Regions from separate parts of the Mus musculus genome. Here all the other regions are linked to region 1. A link is a loop called in an ENCODE intact Hi-C map of the cell type or tissue named here. Cell type or tissue: left cerebral cortex. All regions are shown on one strand. Region 1 holds the start of Arx (aristaless related homeobox). Region 2 overlaps Pola1 (polymerase (DNA directed), alpha 1). Region 3 overlaps Pola1 (polymerase (DNA directed), alpha 1).

Region 1 (8,000 bases):
ACATCACTGACTACTGGAAGGAATAAGGCAGGATCACCTGAGCACAGGAAATCAGAGGGCAGGGTTTGCCCCACTTCAGGGCAAACACTGCCTTCCCGCTCACCCCTCCCCCAGGAGGGGGAATGTGCTTTCACTTGGTTCTTTAAATAAGGTAGTTCCGGGCGGCTCGGAGGAGGTTTCCAGCCGGAGGTATTTTCCTAATTGTTAATAAGAAGCACTTTGAATAGAGAGCCCTTTACCTGAAACATGGCAGCCACCATCATCTAAAAATATTCCCCAAGAGCATGAAATCATTTTTATGTGACCTGCTCATCACTCCCACAGCTCAGAAGCTGTGTGCCTTCTCCTCAGAAGGCATCAATATTTTTAGGGCTGAGTTTGTGACTGCACATGAGTCTAAAAATTCAGAATGAGCAGTAGGGTTATACAGAATTATATTAAAATATGATGTGAGTTATGACAGAGGAACATCTTTTTTATTATTATTTAAAAACATCTTTCAAATTTCCAAGCTGACTAGGAATGAGTTGTACTAGCAGCTAAACTTGGTTGGACTTCTATACAATCATCTTGGGCAAGAAAAAAGAAATCAAGAATCCAAACTAGTTGATTTACTTAAGGTTCTCGGAAAAGGGACCCATACATTCATCAACCTTCAAATAAGCCATGTGTGCATTATAGAAACACTCTACCTTGGAGACCCAAGGCTTAAAAAAAGTTAGACTGTAGTTAGATTAGCCTGGGCGGGTAGCTTTCTCACATCCAATCTGTCTAGACAAGAATATCCACCATTTCTCCATCACAGGGAAAGGAATAAAGGAAGGGAAGTGGGGGTAGCAGAGGCAGAAGGGCCTTAAATAACATGGAATCCTTTCTAAAGAGAGATCCTCTGTCTCTTGGGCTCTCTGGCTCAACTGCAATTATCAAGATGTCCCCTGCAATTTCTCATTATTGAATTAATACCTCTGAGGCCCCAAAGGTAAACGAAAGGACTCTGATAATTCATATTCACTTAATTACATCTTCTCCAGTGAATAGTGGGGAGAGGAGAAGGGGAGGGGGCGCTCTCCTTCTTTTAAAAAGTTATTTAACTTTCCCACGACTTGTTCCCCTGAGCTGAAAATGTGGAGTTGCTGTCACATCTCTGTTTGACAATGGAGAAATGTGTCAACAGAAAGGAGGGAACCAGCCTCATCATTAGCCCTCTAATGCAAGAAGCTGTTGTGTATTAAATGAGCCATATGGAATTTATTGTGCTTTATCAGCGCTTGATTTTGACTGTAAAGTGATTCACTCAGCTCCTAACCCGAGGACATCTGTTTTCTGTTGGCCATCGGGGCTGCCCAGTGTTGATCGTCTCTTTGGTTATGAGGCCTGGGTTCGGAAATGCACTCTGGTATGGGCTGCAAACACCTTTAATAGCATTGCACTCACTCCCTATTAGATCAATGTGGGCTCATTGCTATAAAAAATGGGAAATCAAATAGCATTAGCCAGCTCCTTGTGCAGGGCGGAGGGGAAATCAAACAGCATTTTGCCTTCAAATGGCCCTGTTTGTTCTAGCACTAAGTGGGCTTTTATGAAGCCCGATTGGAGACTTAATCGCAGCCAAATACCTGCTTGGAGCTGAGCGGATTTGTCTAACAACCAAATCCATGCTCCATCCTATTATTTCAATCAGGAGAAGGCTGGTGGATTGTTTTCTATAGGGGCCTTGGGTACCAGGTTGGGGCAGGGGTGGCTGAGTTGCACTCTGAGGGACTAGAAAAGCCCCGTTTGAGCCTGAACTACGTTAAAGCTTCCAGAGCCAGAAATCTTCTCCTCCTATTTCCTAGTTTGCAGCTTGCTTTTGAAATATCTTTTCCTGTGTGAGTGCTTGGGTCTACTTTTCAGATTTTGATTTTCTTCTTTCCATTTGAAGGGCGGCCCTCCACCACCACTTCACCCACCCTAGCCCTCCTTTTTCCCTTCTTGGAGCTCACCTGGACTCGGGCCTCTGTCAGGTCCAGCCTCATGGCCAGCTCCTCCCTATAAGAAAGCAACATCCAGGCAGGTCAGTAACCCTCTCTCAGCCACTTTCCCCTTCATGACAGCTTCTTCCAGTCCATACCCCAAGTACATGGGTAAGACTGATCTTTGCCTCTAGAATGCCTACTGTTTGAAAACAGAAAAAAAAAAAAACCTAGCACGGTGACAGATATAAAATATCATATATTATATTATATCATATAATGTGGCGATGTGGGGGGGGGATGAATTCTTGAGTCCATAAGTCTTCAAACTTAGACAAATGAGTTTTGTCTCAATCTCTCTTAGGGTAGAGTAGGGTGGGAAACACACACACAGAGGCACAGTGCTCATTACCCTGTTTTATCCAAATACTAAATGGAAGAAGAGCTCAGCAATGAACTCCATTTTTTGTTTTCTACCCTCTTGGCTTTGTTTTGCTTTCTTAAAAAAAAATAGATCTCTTTCCCTTTCTACCCCTCTTCGCAGCTCTTTGCCTTTCCTCCCCCTCCCCCTCCCCCTCTACCCTCCCTTACCCCTGTAGGTCACACTCCCCATTACCCTCTGGAGATATGTTAAGCTTGTTAAGAGTTCAGTGGGGTAATTTTTCGATTAAACAAAATTCTGCGCACCTCCTGACTCCAGTGCCCACTACAAACCCTGCCCATCTCAGGGGAAGTCAATTTAGCTGAAACCCTACCCCGTTATTGCAGTTATTACTGCGACAATTAAGGCAAATAGGAAACCATTAAGATGCTGTAAAACGGCTTACGACCTGTTTACCGAAAATATGAGCGCGCCGAGAATAATTGGCTCTCTGCTCCCCAATATGAAAGAGCAAGACTGCTTAAGCCTGGAGCCTGGGCTTGTGCTGCCCGCCGGACCGGGTCGGCACCTGAAACTCCTTCAGCATCAAGAAAAGAATCAGTTTACCGAGCATCTTTTGAACACTCTTTCCACCTCCTTCCCTTTGCAGAGAGCACCGGCAAATCTAAAACTCTAGTCTGGCTGGGCTATAGCCCAGGAGATAGGCCTGCTGAGCTGGAAAGATATGGGGGTGGGGCGGTGAAGAGGAGTTGCCCAGGTTTTGTACTTTGGTCTCCCCCACATGCTAAAAAGGGCGGACTTGGATGCTAAGCGACACTGTCTCCTTTCCTTCTTGTTAAGTATACATGTCTGATAAACTCAGAAATAAAATAAGACAAAAGCCGAGGCCGATGGTCCCGTTAGCTACTTGATAGCACACGCTGACTTTGAGTTTTATTTCCGTCTTCAAAGACTGAGTGACCCGGAGGAGGACCAAGTTTTAGTGCCCTCGTTTGCATTAAATTTACTTTTTGGTTGCTTCTGGCTACAAGCGTTTGGCAACGGCCAGACCAACTATGTTTTGGAGTTGGCTCAGGCCTCGAGTCCTAAGCAGAGATTTCTCTGGTTCAAAAGGACAGGCGGCTTTCCCCCTCGAAAATGCACATTGAAAAGCTGCACACGTCTCCTGCGAAGGAGCTGCCCGGCTTGAGGAGTGCGCGAGCCAGGCGCTCACAGGTCTCATTCTCTGTTCTCACTGGGAGGCCGGTCTCTTTCTTTCTACTCACATTTGCCCCTAACCCTGGCTCCTAGTCCTAGCCAAAATCTTGGCCTATGGGTGGGGGAAGCTCCAAGCCTGCTTGTACTCCTAGGTCCGCTGAATAGGCAGGGACTCCGAGGCTCCTATCCCACCGGTCCAAGTTTCTAAGATAGAGAAGTGCAGAGTACACTAGTCCAAGAGACAAAACCATGCCTGGCCCCCCAGCTGCTTGATTTACTGTCTGCCACGTTTCCAAAAATCCTGATCCACCCCATCAACCCGTTTACAGTAAAGTCCTGCTAGGTGTAGTGGCCATGGGGGTGGGGACAGCGACACAGGAAGATTCTGGCTGATGCCTTTCTGGTGTATAGACAGACACCAAACACTGCTTAGTTCTGACTTCTTTGGTTATTTCAGGAGTCCCCAAGTGACAAAAACTCGGATCTTTTTAAAGGTCTTCTCTGAAGGCAAGGGCTCCAGTTTTCCTGAGAAGAGCGTAACTGATACCCACTGGGCGGGGGTAGATAGTGCACATAGTCCACGGGTCAAAAATAGCGCCTGCTCTTGGGCAGTGTTTCCTGGACCTGGCCAGAACCTGGCCCGAGCCTCATCCGTGTGTGAGCGGAGAGGCGGTTTGGCTCTAAAACTTGTCATTTGGAAACATTAAAGTTTCGGAACAGACAAAAAGAAACCGCACCAACAGAAACTTAAAGCCCCAGTATACTTGTGGTGTGTGTGTGTTTGTGTGTGGGGGGCAGTACTGGGGAGCCAGAGGATGATCACATTTGGCCAGGCACCTCCAGGGCAGTTCCCAGGAGCCAAGAGAGGTTCCTGGACTCTGTAGACCCCCCTCTATTCCACCCTCCTGGACCCTTTCAGCCCCAGCCCCATACCTGGTGAAGACGTCAGGGTAGTGCGTCTTCTGGAAAGCCCGCTCCAGTTCCTCCAGCTGGTAACTGGTGAACGTGGTGCGGTAGCGCCTCTGTTTGCGCTTCAGCAGCCCCTCCTCCGAGTCGCTGCCGGCCGACAGGCACACGCTGTCCTCACCATCCTTGCCCTCGGCGTCCTCCGGGTGCAGCAACAGCTCTTCCTTGGGCGACAGCTCCCCGCCCTCGGTGGCCACGGCGGCGGCAGCAGCGGCGGCGGCGGCGGCCACTGTGCCGGTGGTGGCCACCGAGCAGCGCCGGGGCTCCTTGAGCAGCGCGCGGGCATCGTCCTCCAGCAGCTCCTCGTCGTCGTCCTCCAGCAGCTCCTCTTCCTCCTCTTCATCTTCCTCATCCTCCAACAGCTCCTCCTCGTCGTCCTCGGCGCCCGTGCCACCACCCGCCGCGGGGGCACTGCCGGGTCCGCTGGCCGCGCTGAGGCGCTCCTCGGGGTGCGCGACGCCCCCCGGGCCACTCAGCTCGTCCAGGGCTGGCGGCGGGGGCACGAAGGGCGCCCCGTTCTCGCGGTACGACTTGCTACGACTGATGCTCACCTGCGGCGCCTGGCTGATCTTGAGCGTGTCCCAGGCAGCGGCGGCAGCGGCGGCAGCCACGGCCCCTGCGCTGTCCTGACGCTCCCCTGGCCGTGCAGCTGGTGGTGGCGGTGGAGGAACCTCTCCACGGGGACCTGCGGTGCCAGTGGCCGTGGCCGCCGCTGCGGCCGCCGCCGCCGCTGCAGCCGCCGCCGCCGCGCCCTGGAGGAGGCGGCCCCCGCCCGGGCCGTAGAGGCGCCGCAGCTTGGGTGGCAGGTGCAGCTCAGCCTCGAACGGGGCGCTGCTGCTCTTGGGGGAGCCTGCGGGCAAGGAAAAGTGGTCAGCGCATTAGCCCGACCGTTTGTTCCCCCGCCAAGCAGCTGTTGGGAGCCGGCTGCTTTGCCGCCTCCGTGCCCTCTATCCTCGGCTTTAGCTCCCCTTCCTGGCACACTTTTCCGGATTCTTTTTTTTTTTTTTTCTGATTCATTTTTTCTTTTTGTCCTCTCATCATCCCCGGTCCCGCCTTTTACCTTCGTCCCTTCATTTCTTTCATATTCTGCTCTTTATTTCCTCTTTCTTTCTTGTAGTACTCCTTTCGCACCCCCTTATTTTTCTTTTTCTTTCTACTTTCTCCCCACTCCTTTCCTCGTCCTTTTCGCCTTTAATGCCTTTCTGTTTTTTGCCTTCATGATTCCACTTTTCCTCTATCTTATTTCACTCCTTTCTCTTTAATCCTCCTCTCCATTTTAGGGTGGGGCAAATTTTTAAAAATCGAACAACTTTAAAAAATCACCACTACTCTGAAAACTTCGCGCCAGACTTCTGCCAGCTGTTCTGTCCTATGGGCCCCAAGGTAGCAAGAGGGGCACTGCCCCTCGGGCGACCCCTGCGGGGCGAAGCGGCCTGGGTCTCAGGGCCCTGAGCACCCGCCATGTCCCAACAGCCCACAGAGGCAGGAGGCAGGGTTCCCTAGCCCAAAATGGCAAAGAAAATTTCTGGAGAAAATTTGGAAAGAAATGTCTGGAGCGGGGACAGGGGTGAGGTTCAACAGGCACAGGCTGCTCCTTCCCTTGGAGGAAGCGCCTAGCACAGGTGCCCTTGCAGGCTAAAAAAGGAAAAGGGGAAAAGTCAGTTTTATTTTAGAAAGCCTCATTCTCTGTCTTTCGCTCCGATCTTCCAAAGGTGTAGCTGCTGGCTCGCTGGCTTCAGGGTTTAAACGACACCAACACTTCTTTGCCTGCAACACTACTGCATCCAGCTCATGGGGAAACTTGAGTATTAGTTCAGAGGACCAAAGGACACTTGTTTTGGATTTTTTAATTTCAGAAAAGAAAACACTTTAGATATCTCAACTCTTAAAAATTAACACAGTAGAGAAAAGTAGCGCCCAGAGGGTATACATTTCATGCATTTCGAATCCATTAAGTTGCTGTTTGGAGCACCCTAGGGTAATGTTTTCTGCCAACACTCGCATTTAAAAGGTCATCAATAATGTACAATTAAAAACTAAAAGGAAACACAAAACACCGCTTATAAAGAAATCTTCCAAAGGAGAAAGGCCAAAGTTCACCTTGCCTGAAGACACCACCACCATTCCTTAGCTTTTGGGGTTCTTGCCTCCGTGAAGTTGCTGCTTTTAAAGGAATTAAGAGCATCTGCTGCTTCAGTGCCATTCGGGGCACACCCAAGGCCACCAAAAGGGACTTTTAATCGCATCTAAGTATCTAAGAGTCCCACCCCCAAATGAAGCTTGGGCCCCTGCTTTTTCTGGAAGGAGAGATAGAGACGGTCCTTCTCTCTAAGGCCCCAGGCCCTAGAGTTCTCCCTTCTCTTCCCTATGTCTCCAACTTGACAAGTCCCAGGCCCCTTGTCCCCAGTTTCAAACATTCAAACCAATGCCCAATGCTCTTTTGCAGGTGCCTGTCCGGCACAACCTTACCTTGCATGGCTTTTTCCTGGTCAGCGCGGCTGGCCAGCGGGGCAGGCAAGCTCTGCGCGGCTCCCAGAAGCCTCATTTTGCATGGGCTTCTCCGGCCCAGGATGCTGTCGATGCAGTAGGAGGAGAGCAAAGTTGGAGATTTACTCTTGCACTCCGGCCTCTCAGAGCAGCCCTCTTCCTGGTACTGATTGCTCATGGCTGGTGCTTTTTCCTTGGGCTCAGAGAGCGGACCTCTGCTCCTCTCTCCTGGAGGGTTGGATGAAAAGGGTGTGTGTTGGGGATGGGTTGGATGGCTGATTAAAACAGTTATTACTGCGATCTTTGTTCCTTTCCGTCCCCCTCGGTTGCGGGCTCCCACCCTGACCTCAGCCGGAGCTCGTCCTCTCCGCGCTCAGGACAAGCGGTAACAAGTGTAGTGAGCCGCGGGCGCGGAGCTCTGGTGTCTCTCTGCTCCACGTGCTGAGAGGCGCTCTCTGATTGGCTCTCGACAGAGGCCGGGCTGCGTAGGCCTGCCGGCAAAGCGCAAAGCGCGAACTGGATTTCGGAGAGGGGCCTATGAGTGTGGGGGCAGGGGATTAGCAGCTGGCACGCACTAGAGCCAAATTTCCTTTTCTTTCTCTTTCTCTTCTTTTAAACTAACTACTTTCAAACTTTGATATCGTTTTCTTGTCGCTCCTTCTTGTCCTTAGGGTTATACTCTTAGTTGTAGCTCAATTGGGTGCTAGGTTTGTGGGTGCCTCTTGGACTTCGGCACCCCTTCCACTATCCAGAGGACCTAGCTCCCTGTAGCTGTACGAGATCAACCTGGCGCCTTTCAATGCCGACATTATCCTCCTAGGACAGTGTCTTGACCTCAGCGCTGTTCAGTCACCATCCTTTCTAGGACCAATGGACCTCCGACGTGTCAGAGGCAACCATCTGCTGTCTGAGCCTTTGCTTTTTCTCTTGTGGCTCAAAGCCTAGAGTTATTTGTCTTCATCCAGAACCTATCTGTTGCTCTCTTGTTAATATCCGCTCCCAACATTCTCTGTCTC
Region 2 (8,000 bases), 150 kb before region 1:
CAAAAGCACTTTTATGCTCCATTAAAGTTGAATTTGCCAAACTCTTACGTCGCATTAACACAAGCTTTACTGGATAGGTAAACGTGTTGTTCAAAGGCTGACTTGAACTTTACCAAACTGCATATTAAGATTTTTTTCTTTATGCTTTTTATTTCTTAAGTTATTTTAAAATGGATTTGTTAAAATCGATTATTCCAAATATGTTGCTCCAATGATAAAATAATTTTTGTGTGATTTACAGTATAGATGTAGATTGTTAGCTAATTATTTGAATATGAAACTAAAGAAAAATACCTTAAGCCATTAATTTAGTGTTTTCATAGTTTCTATAGCATCAGTTTCCGTAAATTTGATTTTGTTTCTTGAATTTGTACAAGTGGCTTAATTTAGAACAAACATTTTTAACTCAGGTTTATCGTATATCTTTGAAAGCTTGGGTTTTTGTGTGTGTGTATTTGAGTAGATTATTAGGCAATAAAATGACTATCCTTTCCTTTCTTTCAAGTTAGTGGATAGTTTAAATAAGTCCAGGAAACCTTTCTCTTTTGTACTAATTATAGTGAGGTTTTAAAATTGTATTTATTTCATGAAGAGTTTTAACTTAGAAATAGTCTTTGACTATATCTCCTTTTGACCTGGAGTTCTTCAGAGTTCTAGTCTGATTTGTTCCATGCTCCTTGCCTACCTTGGATTAGCATAAGGACTTCATCTTTCTTTTGCATCTCTTTAGTCTTGAGCTTTAATGTAGTCTTCAGAAAGACTATGCTAGTTTTCTACTTGAAATGTCTTTCTCTGTTTTTAAATACACAAAACCTTTATAATGTATGGGATTTGATTTTTATAATAAACACATTCATGACCTTTTTTTAAAGAAGTGATTTACTTTAATATTTGTAGTGAACTTGAAAGTTGTTTTAATGGAAACAAAATATAATTTAATATCAAGCTAAATCTTTTTCAGTTCTTAGATTCCACATTTTTGGAGTTGAGTCGTTGGAAGGTATTAACAAGGAAGGTACATTTTCAAGAAATTGTTTCTTTAAAGCAAACAGAAAATTATAAGCACAGAGAGAAAGGGGAACGTTTTATCTGCTTTGTGAAGGGAGAAATCTAAGCATGTACATGAAAGACCATTTTAACGTTAGCTTTTCATTTCTAGTGATCGATGGTACCTTGTTAGTAAGGAACTGTATTAACTTTGACTTCTAATATAAAAATCTTCACTGAATTCATTTTTCACTAATTCACTTTCTTTTTATCTCCTAGTGTTTCCATGACCTTTCAGAAATGTGGAGTTTCATATTTTGTACTATACAAAAGCTACCCCTTAGGTTGCATTGAATAACACAAAGTTGAATTATGGCATAATGGTAGTTCTCTGTGGCATTTCCAGGTGAAACATACTTTTTGTTTGCTAAGTTCGTAAGTGAATCGTTTTTAATGTTGTTCATGTTAGGGAAAAGGTTAAATGGGTACTGCTGAGCTCCTTTTAATGGCCAAATGAGAGGACTTGTCTTGGTTGTTCATTGGAAAGCTGTGGTGTATTTTCATTCCTACATCATCATAGAAGAGGTGCTAGATTGTTCTGCAGCTTTCAGATAGAACTTTTATCAAACATACTTCATAAACTGCTCAAGTAGTGAGAAGATTCTGTGTCACTTTATAGTGACATTAAAAATATTTCAGGATTTAGCCAGGCGTGGTGGCGCACGCCTTTAATCCCAGCACTTGGGAGGCAGAGGCAGGCGGATTTCTGAGTTCGAGGCCAGCCTGGTCTACAAAGTGAGTTCCAAGACAGCCAGGGCTACACAGAGAAACCCTGTCTCGGAAAAAAAAAATCAGGATTTGAAAACTTGGGACATGATATTACTTCTCAAAGCCATAAACTTTGAGAAGCCCTGAAAAGAGGCAAGAGAGCAATGCTTTGAGTTCTTTGTTCTAGTAGGAAGCCTAGTAACTCCCGGGAAATGGAATGATTGGGATTAAAAAACTTTTAGCATTATCTTTCTAAAAAATATACTACTACCTTAGCTTTAACTTTCATTATCCAACAGGCCATATGTGCTGGATAAATATTCACTATTTAGTTGATGTAATCATCACCGAGTTTTGTTATGAAGGGACGTGAGAAGGTAGTCACAGTTATCTACCAGTAGTCAATCTGATTAAAATGTGCATGCAGATGCATGCATGCCTTAGAGAAGGAGAGAAGATGAGTTTGTGTATGCGGGAATTGTACTTGTTTGCACAAGTACCTGAAGGCAACTTAAGACAGTAGTAGCCTTACATACCGTGCTCATTATTATTCTATAAAAGAGTCAGGTCTCTATTCATGGGAATATACCCAGGGACTCAGAAAGTGAAGAGTTTGCTTCAAAGCAGTATGCTGACTTTTTTCTTTTACCTGCATCTTGTAAGGAGGGTTGGATACAGTGAAGAAAGGCATTGATGGCTTTGGAACTCTTACCTCTCATAGCCTGAAGGAAGCTGAAGCGTGGCCATCTGAATTACTCTTAATATCACAGAGCTTAATTTCATCAAGAAAAAAATTTTCCAGCCCTTGTAGTTTCTCAGAGACTCTCCTAGGCCATAGAAGCTCAAAGCTCAGTGAGCCTGTCAGGGTCTAAGAAGTTGGCTGGTGACTTTCTGTTTTCTTCTCTATCTTCAAACCTCCCCGATTTTATTCTAGTGTGTTCAAACCTCTTCCTCTTGAAGTCATGTTCAATTTCTCACACTCCAGGTCTCAAAGTGATTCCTCCAGACAGAACAGTTCAAGTTGTGCTTTAATGTAGACCTTCCTAGTGTGTTTGAACCTATATGACTTCAAAAGGAAGAGGTTCAAACACCCCAAGAGTGTGCCTAGGAAGAAGGGTTGATTAGGTAAAGACTTCTCTGTTTTTAGGAAATTAGTGGCCTACTCCAGACTCATTTTCTGCTTTCCCAGAGGTACACTCAGTGACAGTGCTAAAAGAAGAAAGTCAAATTCTTTAGTTTTATTATATAAAACTAAAGAGAATCTTCTTCAAGAAGCATTCCTTAAGCTTCAGAGTCAAATCAGAAGTGGGCAGTATGTTAGCAACTAAACTGTCATGTCTAAACCATTTCCACACTTAAGTGAAGCATTCCAGCCTTGCTGTAAATGAGCAAAATATGAAGCAGGTTCTAGCAAGGTCAAAACATCTGGGGAGGTAAATTAGTATTCTTTGAATTTGTTTCAGTTACATATGAAAGCATCCTAAAATGGAAGATTTATATTTCTTCCAACTTAGGAATTGAAAAAGAATGTAAATTTAAAATTCTATTTAATCTTTTGGTTTTGAGAGTTGTAGCATATTGAACACAATGACAGGATGTATCAACTGAGCTTATTTATAATTGTGCTTATGCATAACACATTTGCCCATCATTCTAGCCCTCTTCCTTAACCTGGTTTCTGTGTTTCACAGCCTGGTAGAGTATGCCATGTAGTTTGATTTCCTTTGATGGGTAGAGATTCAGTAGTCTAAAGAGCTCTTACTACTAAGCCTTTTTTATATGAAAGGCTTATTCATCATGAACTTTGAAAAACTTCATAAAACCAATTGCTGGGTATCATACCCACAGAACCTGATTCCACATCTAGGGTAAGACTGTATAATAGGCATCTATAACATTTATATTTATGTGGTCTTTATATGGTATTTATGGATTGTATATTAAGGTACACTGCTATACACATCCCATTATTGTATCATATAGAGTAGTTTTACTAACCTAAAAATCTTTGCTTCACCGATTTAAAAGCACTTTGAAAATGTTGTTAAATGGTAAGTGCAATAATATGATAGTCTGACTTAATAACAGTTGGGTAATGAGATTATTTTGTGCTTGACAAGGTAGTGTACATCTGTAATTTCAGCACTTGGGAGACTGAGACAGGAGGTTTACAAATTTGACGCCAGCTTGAGCTATGCAGTAAGTTTTAATACAGTCTAGGGTGCTATGGTAAAATAACAATATGTTGTAAAACTAGAGATTTTTTCCCCTTAAGCAAACCTTAATAACCATTACTATATAGTCTGTTTTAGCACTAGTCTGTCTGAAAGAAGTATAGGATTCCCCAAACTGAGACCACTCCTATGCCACATTATATTGTACTATTTCACTATATTTTCAGACTGAGTTAAAGAGGTGTGATTGAATAAGAAAGCTGAATTTACGTTCAATCCATATTAAGCCTAGAAGCTCTTTAGAGTACTTAATCTCTAACTGTCAAATGAAATATTTTAGTCATGAGTTAGCCATTTAATGACCTTAAACTGAATTCAGCAGCAAGTTTATTTTAGGCACTTTGAAACAAAGATAAAGATACAGGCTTTGTAATGATCTTAATCAAATTACCTTTTCTCAGCACAGAGATCAATCCATCTATGAATTAACTCATGGGTGTACAACTGAAGATTCTTGTGAAATTGGTTGGAGGGACACCCCAGTAGAAATGGTGATCAATAGTATTGAGTTGTCAAAGAGCTAACCGTCATAAGAACAAGAAATATATTTTAAAAATTGGAAGGGCAGGAAAAACGGCATTACTTGTAGATTGCTATAAACTTGGAAAACTCAGTGAAATTTATCATAAAAGACAAAAATTATTAAGAATGATATTTTTAAAATTAATTACATATCAGTAGCTTTTGAGCTATACAATTACCAATTAGAAAGTGTAACAAGAAATTTAATGTATACAAATGACAGTGAATATGAGATATGAAAGAATATATTTAAATGCTAAATGTAAAGAAAACTATAAAATATAGAAAGACAGAAAAACATCTTAAAAATACATTCTTAGTTATATCACAGTTTTTGTACACTTTTTTTTTCAAAATTTAAACAATGAAAAGATTTATAAAAACTACTATAGGAGTATAGGGTGACTATTTTTCCCCTATGAGTATTTAATGATTTGAATAGAATTGCTACAGAAGAATTCAGAAATAAATCCAAAATTGAAATTAGTAGTTTATAAGAGGATGATTTATAGCAGTAGATAAGAATCATCTGAAAAATGTATAGCTGAATGTTCTCCTTCCTCCTTCAGGGCAGAGAAGGACACGTTAAAGGTGTACTAACCTTGGGAAGTCTTTTTCAAAGCAGGTGATTGTGTAGAATAGTTTCAGGATCACAATAATTTCTCCTAGATTTCCAGCTTCATCACTTGCATATCCTCACAACATCTGTTATAGTGGAATGCCCATCATGAGTATGTGAACGTATGAACGTGTGGACATTGGCTCAGTGTTCATAGTTACCTTACAGCTCATTCTTGGTGTTAAACATTGTATGTAAGGAAATATACAGTAGCAAGTGTCAATTGTAGTATCATGGAGTAGTTTGACGCCTCTAAAAATCCTCTGTGCTCTACTTGAGAACACTTTGAAACAATAAAAATTTCAGACTCCAAAAAGAGAGGAAAACATTAGTAAATGTGACTATAAGTTTAAAAGAATTTATATTGACTGCAAAGATGGCTCAGTGATTAAGAACACTGGATGTCTAGAGAACTTAGGTTCTAGAGATCCCAGTACTCATGTGACACCTCCTAACTGTAACTCTAATTCCAGGAGATCTGATGCCCTCCACTGGTTTTCACAACACTAGACACAGAGATACATGCAGCAAAATACTCAAATACACATAAAATCATCAGTAATAGAATTTCTGTTTTGCATTTATGTATACACACATGCATGCCATTAAGTTAAAAAAAATTATGAGCAACAAACAATGCACTAATAAACAGGGCCTGACTACTTTCATATATAAAGTACTCCTTTTCTCTTCACGAAGCTGTGAGGTTAAATAAACCATTCCCTATTTGAAAATTAAAGTCCCCTTTCAATTCAGGGCAAAAAAGGAGAACCACCTTGTAGGGAAAACTAGGCCAAAGGCAGGCAACTGCAACTCCTGGGCAAATCTGTATGCATTTATAGGGTATTACCTTTATATTTTATAAAACAGGCTTTACAACAGTGTATATAACACTCTTGTAATGATCTCTTTTTTTACTTTTCTTTTTGAGACAGGGTCCCATGCATCCCAGTTTATGCAGGTCCTCGGTATTGAACTCTTGGCTTCTTGGATAGTACTCTATCCATTGAGCTAAGTTTCTAGTCCCCATTTATGTTTTTTTTAATCAAGAATTGTTAATGTATGCTAATATACGTGTGTATATACTTTTTTAACTTAGCACAATATATCCAAATTATTTCAGACTATAATGCATATTTAAAAATATCAGGAAGCTGTAGTTTTACCCTTGCATCACATCTGAGTTTGGAGCAGCCACATTACAAGTGCTCAAGAACTGCATGCAGCTCTAATGTCTGATGTATTGAGCATCATGTTAGAAAGTGTAAAGAAAAGAACATTGGACTGGAAGTTCAGTTCACATACTAGGCATTAGTACAAGGAATTGACTTTTAGGAGGTTTTATTTTCCTTAGGTGTAAAGAGCTCTGAAGTCTCTTCCACCTTTAAAATTTAGGGTTAAAATACATGATTTCATGCTACCTGTCAAAAATGTTAATTGTGGTCACTTCTTATATACACTTATTTAAAAACCCTCCTCTAAAATACTTTTATTCTTAGAGGAGAACATTTCATATTTTAGAGACATATTTAGAGGATGTATTTAGAGTATGTCTTTGTTGCTTTCTTCAAATTGCTACTAAGCTACACACTTGGTATAAAGCATTTAGAATCAGTCTATTCTATTGGTAGAATTAAGACTGATTTGAGGCTTTGCTAAATCAGACACTGTCTGGAGAACTTGAGAGAGTTAGAATAGCTGCATAAGCAGTATGTAGAGAGGGAAAAAAGTAAATATTGAATGAGAAAGAAATTGAGAGAGACTATTCCGAAGTATAATTCTGTTAATAAAGTGCATTGTTCAGAAAATCATCTTAGACAGCAGAGAGAAGATGAGAGTAATGCAGAGCAGTGATTCTCAACCCTGACTGCCTAGTAGCATCGCTCATGGATTGTTTTTTTTTTTCTTTAAATAAAAACAAAAACAGAACAAAACAAAAAACCAGTACCCATTCTAAAAGGCACTGGTGATTCTAAAAGTAAGGACCCAAATCAGCAACAGCACACCTGGAGACCTGTTAAAGATGCTGCTTCTCCGGCCCCAGCCCAGCCCAGCCCAGCCCAGCCCAGCCCAGCCCAGCCCTCAGTCAGAAGCCCTGGAGATGGTGCCCAGCCACCTGTGTTAATGCTCCTTCGGAGATTTTAGTGTGCAGCCAGAGTTTCAAATTGAAAAGAAAGAATTTGGGGATAGTATATCAGGCAGGTTTCCTGTTAATTGCAAGCTACCATCTTATAGGGGACATGGGGAAGTAAACTGAAGAAGAAATGTAGTCCATCTGCTAGATATTTCTAATTTCTGATTTAGGGTTTTGAGTAATTTATTAAAGTTATAGGAGGCTAGCTGTCATCATGCCTTTTAGACCTAAACAAACCAATGTCAAGAAAGGAAAAATAGAAACTTTGGAAAAGGAACTATTAAGGTTGGGAAGAAGGCAGGTATATTAGGTAATTATTACAAGTGAAGGGATTCTGGACAGATTATAAAGTGTTTTATTTGTACCTATGGGTTTCTTAAAGGACTTAAGTGTTATAGGGATTTTATGCCTAGTTTATCATCTATCCATTTCATTTGATCAAAAATTACTAAAGGCTTGTTTGCCCCTTTTGTCATTGATATTAAAGGGAACATTTTCTCTTACCATTTAGACTTTTGATGTAGGGTGCATTTTATAGAGACACCATGCATGTGTAACTAATCAAGAAAGTAAAATACATATTATCAAAATATCGAAAGATGTCCCCTGCCTGAAAAGGTTGTAATGTGTGCCATTGTTTTGATTTCTACTCCTCAAAAGAAAAAAAAAAGAAAAAAAAGATTAATTACAGTACCTCTAATTTCTAAGGCATTTTCTGAAGAATGTTACATTGTGA
Region 3 (8,000 bases), 270 kb before region 1:
CTCTTGTCTTAGATGTTCTAGCTGTCTCTGGCTGGAGCTTGTTCTTCCTATGATTCTGTTAGCCTCTGTCAGCAGACCTGGGAGTGTAGCTCTCTCCTGAGTTTCAGTGATCAGAGTATACTATGCAGGCAAGCTCTCCTCTTGCAGGGAAGGTGCACAGATATTCGAAGTTCGGACCTGCCTCCTGGCTGAAGATGAAGGCCTGAAACAGGGCTTGTCTAAGAAGCTGAATAGCTTCTGTAGTCTGCATACTCACTTGTGCAGACTAGTCATTGATCCTTGTTTTTGCTCTTTTCCAAGGTTTTGGTGATACAAACTCAGGTTGTCATGGTTGCTCAGTAAGCATTTTTATCCATTGAATTACTTCTCCAGCCCTAATTATGTACTTTTTTATTCATCCAAAATGAGGGCTGATAAAAAAGAAACTTAGATGGGTTCTGTATCTTTGCTAAAGCAATGTAGTAGAGGTTTAGTTTACTTACTATACAGTCTACCTATTTATAGTGTGTCATTTTTAGTTTCTTTTTTTGTATAGAAATATAACTTTATTACTTTGTATGGTAAAGTTAAATGGACTACTTGGCAAGTATGATAGGGATAGGAGACGGCAATTAATAGCCCTAAATGTCAAAGGTTTATTAGAACCTGTAGTCATGCTAAAACACTTGAACTCAACAGTGAAAAATGCATATATGCACACACAAACACACACACTACACATATGCACACAGTTAGATATACACAATACACATACACACAAGTATCCATATACACGTACAGACATACACACATATATACACACACAGATATATATGTATATATATTATACAGCCATAGCAATGAAAACACTAAAATGGATTTAACCAAAATTTACAGACAACTCTACGCTGGAGCTTAATAGAGAAAATCCTCATAAACTGTGGAATGACACAAGTGGCAAAGTCTTCAAGTTAAAAATGAATAGTTTTCCAACATTTAACAGTAGAAAGCTGAAGTGGGTATACAGTCAGTCATTTATTTATATCAGGACAAGAGAGTGATACAAGGCTCTGCATGTGCTGGTCAAGTTCTGTATCATTGACTGTATCCCCAGTTTTAGTTTCTTTATAGAGTTTGTAAACAATTACTTCATTCAGGGTGATTATTCCACAAAAGCAAAGAAACACAAAACTAAAATGTTTAGCTGTCACCTCTATCAACTTCCTTTATGGTCCTAGCTGTAGTTAGCCATTAATCCTCCTTATAAACTAAAGCTATTTTAATAATTCTTTGGTAGTATATGATGCATTGTTAACTCTCATCCTCACCTTCCCTTATTTCCTTTCTCCCTACAAACCTCCTTTCCACAATGATGCCTTTTTGTTTTTCTATCTATTGAGCTTAATCAAGGCAGTGTGTGACCTTGAGTTTGGAACTGTCTATTGGAGCTTGGTTTTCTCACCAGAAGCCACCAAGCTTTCTGACTGTGTATAGTTGCCTGCTCTGGACAGTCTGTGTAATTGGAATCCTACAGCATGTGAAGTTTGCTCATGTGTGGCTTGTTTCACTTAGCATACTGTTTTATCTGTGCTTGTAGCTTCTTCTGCACTGATAAGAAATTCTGACTCAGTATAGGACAGAATTATTACTCATCACATTTTATTTGTTTTACCCCCTTGTCCTCTTCTTCCCTCTTCCTGCTTCCCTCTGAGACCCCATTTGCCCTACAGGTTCTGAATTTATCTACCCTTTATTTTCAGCATGTCTGGATTTGTTTTTTTTTTCCAGTTCCAATTTCAGATTCCCAGAAGAGAGTAGACTTGACTGAGTTCGTCATCATCTCTGGTCCCATTACTTCTGTTCACAAGGATGGTTTCACTTTCTAAAAACCTGTTTGCTAAGAGTAGACCTATCTGAGGGACTACAAGATAATTTTAAAAAGAAATTATTACACAAACAACCCCTAAAAGTAGCAGCCGCTGTTGATAAATACTCTTTGGCTCTGTCCTGCTATTTTTTAAGCACAGTCACAGTTATCATTGTTCTTCCACAACTGATGCCCACCAGTGTTTTGCCTATTTGAAATTTTTATTTTGGGTTCTAAGTATATAATAGAGTGGAAAGACCCAAGAGGTCATCTTAAGAAGTACTGCCGGGCGTGGTGGCGCACGCCTTTAATCCCAGCACTCGGGAGGCAGAGGCAGACGGATTTCTGAGTTTGAGGCCAGCCTGATCTACAGAGTGAGGTCCAGGACAGCCAGGGATATACAGAGAAACCCTGTCTAGAAAAAACCAAAAAAAAAAGAAAAAAAAAAGAAGCACTATGCATGAGGCAGTTTGTGATTCTGCATTATATCAAAGGGAGGGAGCAGTTAGTGTCACGCTGGAAGTGTTGTTAGGGTTTCAGAGGAATTCTAAATGTCCTGACCCAAGAATCTTTCAGTTTCCTTTTTGTCTTTTGTTTTTTGTATTATAGAATACACTTTATTCAGGCCTGGGGAGAGGAGCTGAGCTGAGAGGTAATATAGAGAGAGACAGAGAAAAAGAGACAGAGTGAGAGACCGAGCCAGAGACAGAGAGAGCGAGCACGCAGAGGAGTGGAGGCCAGCCGTGACTGGAAAGAGATAGGGGGTAGTGGGATAGGGGGAGGGGAGCTGGAGGAGAGGACAGAGCTAGAGCACGAAGACAAGAGCTCAGTTTACCTTTTGTGTGACTTCTCTAGGTGCTGTAAATACAGTGGATGTTCTCTTTAATAAGTTCACATCATGTTCTATATTGCAAAACAATAGTTCCCTATAAGTGTTCATTTTATGATATTGATCATTATAAAATCAGGTACATTGTAAAGGCTGGGTTATCAAATTGCATTGACTTGACATGCTTTAAGCCAAAAGGTTTATTTTTAATTTTGAATCTTTCAAAGGGTAACTATGCCTGGCTGTTCTTTGCAGCCTGTTAATAGAATTAATGGAGGCTTGAGAAAAAAAGGCCTAATGCTTTCCCTGCTTTTTCCTGCTATAAATTTTAATATAAGTTGACTGCTGATTGCCTTTCTAAAATGTTGCTATTCTTCTGGTGATTGCAAAGCAATTTATAGGTAAAAGGTACTCAATAAATGCTAAGGAATATTATGTATGTGTGTGTGTGCGTGTGTGTGCGTGCACGCATTATGTACATTAAGTTTTAGAAATGTCATGACCTATAGAACTTCTATATTTTTAACAGCATTTACAGTAGTTGTTGTGAAACATTCTGTAGCATTTTGTTTGGTTATACAAATGCTATAAAACAAGAATTTTGCTGCTTTTTTTTTAATATTAGAAGTCTATCAGCATTTGTATTTTAAAAACAATTTTCCCAGACATGTTGCTCCATGTTTGTGAACTCCATCCTTTTACATTAAATTGAAATGTGTAAGTAACAAGTGTGAGCAGTAGAGACAGCAGCACAAGCTGATAGAATTGCAGGCAGGGGGTCAGTGGTTTATGACCACACAGATCTTTTTCTTGTTTGGGTTCTTTTGTGGTTTCTGTTGTTGTTTTGGTTTTTGAGGCAGTGATTTACTCTGTAACCCGTAGTGATCTGGGACATGTTATGTGGCCCAGGCTGGCCTTGACCTTATGATCTGTCTGCCTCAACCTCCCTAGTATTGGGGCTACAGGTTGGTACCACCACACTTAGATCAGCACCTTTTAAAACCGCTCATGTATTATTGATTTCCTCATACAGGAAAGACTCATAATTTATTTGACATTTCTATCGTATGTTTTTCAGGATGAGGAACAAGAACAGATCCCTGAGTTGCCAGATCCAAACTTAGAGATGGGCATTTTGCCCAGAGAGATTCGGAAACTGGTAGAGCGGAGAAAACAAGTCAAACAGCTAATGAAACAGCAAGATTTAAATCCAGACCTTGTTCTTCAGGTACGTCTTTTCTCTGCAAGGTGTTAGGAGACAGTTTCAGCTTCTAACACTTGATTATTGAGGAGTAGAATGAATAGAATGGTGTTGGCAAGTGTATGTGCTTATTTTATTTTGGATAATATCCATTCCGAAGTGCTAGACTGCTTGAGAATGGAAGGATTCTCTAGCTGTAAAATCTTAGTAAGATCTCACAGAATCTTGGGAAATTAGGGATCTGTCTGCTTGCTTCTCGGAGGATAAGGCAACAGCAGTAAGTGCCCCCCCCCCCCCCCACCACGCAGGATTGATCGGTTCTCCTCACTGTGATCTAAAAGGATATCCAATGTAATGTTTAAGCATTTACAGGTATTGTATATCTTTTGTCTTTGTTGACCTGCAGTATGACATCCGACAGAAGGCTTTGAAGCTCACAGCAAACAGTATGTATGGTTGCCTGGGATTTTCGTACAGCAGATTTTATGCTAAACCACTGGCTGCCTTGGTGACATACAAAGGAAGGGAGGTAAATTGCAAAATAAAATTGCCATCTGTAAATATATGCTACAATATGGGAGAGATAAGTTTTTTTACCTAGTTTTTACAGTTTCAAATATTTCTTCTTTAGAGTAAGTTTGAGACAAATAGGCATTTGAATAAGAATTCACTTGTCAGTCCTGCCTCTCCCCGTCTCTCTCTCTCTCTCTCTCTCTCTCTCTCTCTCTCTCTCTCTCTCTCTCTCTCTCTCTCTCTCCCTGTGAGAACACACACATGTAGTCTTTGAATGTCTATATGCCAGGCTTGCTGTAAGCAATAAAGAATGTGAAGTATTATGTACAGCTTATATTTGACCTAGACTGGTGGGGGAACATAGTTTGGGAAAACAGCTGAATAAGAATAAAAATGCCTAGGATGGGGCTGGAAAGATGGTTCAGTGGTTAAGAGCACTGACTGCTCTTCTGGAGGTCCCGAGGTCAATTCCCAGCAACCACATAGTGGCTCACACCATCTGCAATGTGATCTGACGCCCTCTTCTGGTGTGTCTGAAGACAAAACAACTACAGTGTACTTAAATACATTAAATAAATAAATAAATCTTTTAAAAAAATGCCTAGGATGGTGTTAGAAGTAAATGTTCTTCATATAATTAAGGTGGTGTTGACCTTAACTGTCTGGAGGCTAGCTTAGGCTTAGATTGGATTAGTTATGCTAACATAATGGAGCTAATTTTTATGTGTTTAACTGATAACTTTAATGTGTTATATGAGAGAAAGGTAGAATTAGGAGAATAGCTAATGGAACCTTTTATTTTTACTAAGGGAGAAAACAGGGATCAAGAGTTCCAGTTTCTATGTGTTGTCTTTGTGGTAACAGATTTCTATGCATTTTCAACATGTTTTTGGGCATATGAGTTCACAATTCTAGGGCCATGTCATGGCTGGAGTTATATATTTACATACTTGAGGATGATAGACCAATTACCATTAAATACTAACACTTTATGAACATTTTAAGTTCATCTACTTTAATGCTTTGTGTAGAGGTTTTTATTTTTATAATCTGTAAAGGTATGGTTATATTAAATATTGAATTCAGTCAAGTACATTAAGATACTGTTTTCTTTTAGTGAACTTAATGCTACTTAATTTTAAGCATAGTATACAGTGGTGATATTGATTGTCTGGACTCATCTTTAGCATGCTGGCTTATAGGCCAAATCTAACCTGTTCTGTGTTATATAACTAAGGTTTTATTGAAGTGGAGCCAAGCTTCTTCATTTATGTTATAGACTTGAGTAGTCAGGATAAAGTCTTATGTGGCCTGCAAAGCCACACTTGGCACTTTCAGGACAATGTTGGCTTTAGCAACTCTGTCCAGCAGAACTTTTAAAGATAGAGAAGCGATTTTTATCTATACTATCTATATGCAATAGCCTCTTGCCACAAGTGGGTGGGGAACGCTTCATACTTGGTTATTATGAATAGATGAGGACTTTGGTTTTTAGATTTATGTAATTTTAATTAAAATGAATTTAAATTTGAATGGGTAACGTGTAGAGTGACTATTGTATTCATCAGTATACATCTACTTGTGACATGAAACAAATGTCATGATATTTCAAGTCACTTTTCTTTTGCAGCCTTATCTCAGATATGTGGCTTAAGACATAGAAGGGTACTCCATGTATTGAATAAAGATGGCATGTTAAGAGCTCTTTTATGCATTATCATATCAAAACTACACCCGAGTCCTTTGGCATGTAGTAGTATTCTGTTTTGTAAATGAAGAAGCTAAGATTCAAGGAGGTAAAGGATAGTGAAGGGCTAGTTTGAACTGAACCTGTATCTTTCTGATTGTAAATCTTTTACTGCATTAGGCTTCACCATTAGAGAATGGCTTTTGCAAGTGCAGTTTTGCCTTATAATCTATCTTATTACTAGACCCCTTTTCAACATATGACATGGACCCTATTTTTTTTTAAAATGACAAATGTATAGATGATTTTAGAGGCTAGCTGAAGTAAGATCAGATTCTTAGGCTAAGTTTACCTCAAAATTATTTAAATTTTGTTTCTATATATATATATATCTCCAGTGGGTTCTGATAGAATACCATCTTATTTTTGTATTAGGAAATGCACTCACTATGCCCCAACTGGGTGATAATACATAGGTTGACTATTGAGATTGGATCAAGGTTACTCTTAAGTTTCTTACGAGAGGCAATAGTTGACAATTTACTCCCTTGGAGAGTGCCTCTTGCTGTTGAGAAATCCCTGTTGTTACATTTTCTGCATTGGCTTAGAAATCCACAAGCTTAAAAGGGCACCGTTGATAATGATAAGCCCCAAATTTGTCCAATGATCTCTCCTACTTCCCTAATCCGTTATATTTTAAGGGCAGTGTTTTCTTTTGGCTGGATACTTAATACGGAATTGAAACCCAATTTTTACTTTTTGTTGATCAACATGTAACAGAACTAAGCTAAATTTTTAGGTTTTGTTTTATAAAATATAGTGATAATATATCTTAAGTAAAATATAAAACCTTTTTTTAGTTCATTAAAAAGAATTTCAGACAAATCTAGAATTAATCATGCGATTTACATTCGTAGTTTCTGCATTCCCCCTTTTCTTTTTCATGTGTTCCTTTCCATATACAATACCTTCTACAGAGTTGGAATTATATCTTTAATGTGAAGTTAATGAGAAACAATAAGTATATAGTATATCTGCTTTCTGCAACTCTTACTTTGGAAGCTCCAAAGATCTCTATAGAAGTTATTTACGAAAATAAAAATTATTGGTAATGTTTTGGTGGTAGTATTACTGACACTATTCTCTGGTTTTACTATCATTTTCCTATATATTTTGGAGTCTGTTGTTTTTAACGATTTTCATTGTGTTTTGAGATAGTGTATGACCATATACCACAAGTTGACCTTGAACCCAAGCCCCTTTATGTGCTCTAATTGCAAATATACACCTGTCAAGCATTTTTGTTGTTGTTGTTTTGAGATAGGGTTTCTCTGTGTAGCTCTGGCTGTCCTGGAGCTCACTGTAGACCAGGCTGGCCTCGAACTCAGAGATCTGCCTGCCTCTGTCTCCCAAGTGCTGGGATTAAAGGCATGCACCCCCCACTGCCCAGCCTCAAGCACTTTTTAATTACTAAAGAGGTAGGAAAGATGAAGTTGAGAACTTGCAATACCTTTGCAACTTACTGAACTGTTGCTTTGCTCGTAAGATAGTTTAGACAAAATAATACAGTAGCCTGAAGACCTTAATAGTTTTTTGCATCTAAACTTCCCATTTAAATTAATGTTCAAGTTGAAATGAGAAGGAAACCTGTTGACATGACTTTGAGAAAATTATAAGGTTTTTCATTTGGATATGGATAAATGTACAATTTGGGGAGGCATGAAATTTTGCATTTTGGTATGATCTTAAAGTCTTCCTCCTTTTTTATTTTTAAGTAGATTTTGTGAGTACTTAGTTGCTTAGTTTTGTTGGGATCATGCAGATTTGACTCTGGTGACCTAAAAATTTCTGTAAGTAAATGTATTATGGCTGTTAGAATACTGAAGTAATTACTGATTGTACTCTTAAAAATCAGATTTATAAC

Evidence for each region. A loop is a pair of places that touch in the nucleus more often than their neighbours do. Peaks named below come from ENCODE experiments on the same cell type or tissue, not always from the same donor. Only the 100,000 strongest peaks of a DNase experiment are listed, where the experiment ranks them.
Region 2: it touches region 1 in a loop (2.3-fold over the local background); 2 of 42 quality-filtered maps call a loop at or near these places.
Region 3: a loop joins it to region 1, with 3 times the contacts of the local background. A loop is called at or near these places in 12 of 42 quality-filtered maps.

Annotation. Positions count from the first base shown.
Region 1 is chrX:93,285,890-93,293,889 of GRCm38, reverse strand. Arx (aristaless related homeobox) reads right to left here and starts at 7,383. Exons shown (of 6, transcript NM_001305940.1): 1 at 7,331-7,383; 2 at 6,967-7,212; 3 at 4,465-5,347; 4 at 1,983-2,028. The coding sequence starts at 7,162. In left cerebral cortex, no CTCF peak of the experiment used is centred here; DNase peaks (open chromatin) are centred at 4,346, 7,136, 7,444, 7,775 and 3 more places; H3K4me3 peaks cover 4,437 bases; H3K27ac peaks cover 246 bases.
Region 2 is chrX:93,431,000-93,438,999 of GRCm38, reverse strand. All of the region lies in intron 34 of Pola1 (polymerase (DNA directed), alpha 1), which reads left to right. It overlaps Gm35587 (a long non-coding RNA gene), which reads right to left. Exons shown (of 3, transcript XR_878145.1): 3 at 4,294-5,216. Among named protein-coding and RNA genes, the nearest start is that of Gm35587, 34 kb to the right of the region's middle. In left cerebral cortex, no CTCF peak of the experiment used is centred here; no DNase peak of the experiment used is centred here.
Region 3 is chrX:93,557,773-93,565,772 of GRCm38, reverse strand. Pola1 (polymerase (DNA directed), alpha 1) reads left to right here. Exons shown (of 37, transcript NM_008892.2): 25 at 3,754-3,903; 26 at 4,283-4,405. Among named protein-coding and RNA genes, the nearest start is that of Pola1, 70 kb to the left of the region's middle. In left cerebral cortex, no CTCF peak of the experiment used is centred here; a DNase peak (open chromatin) is centred at 3,804.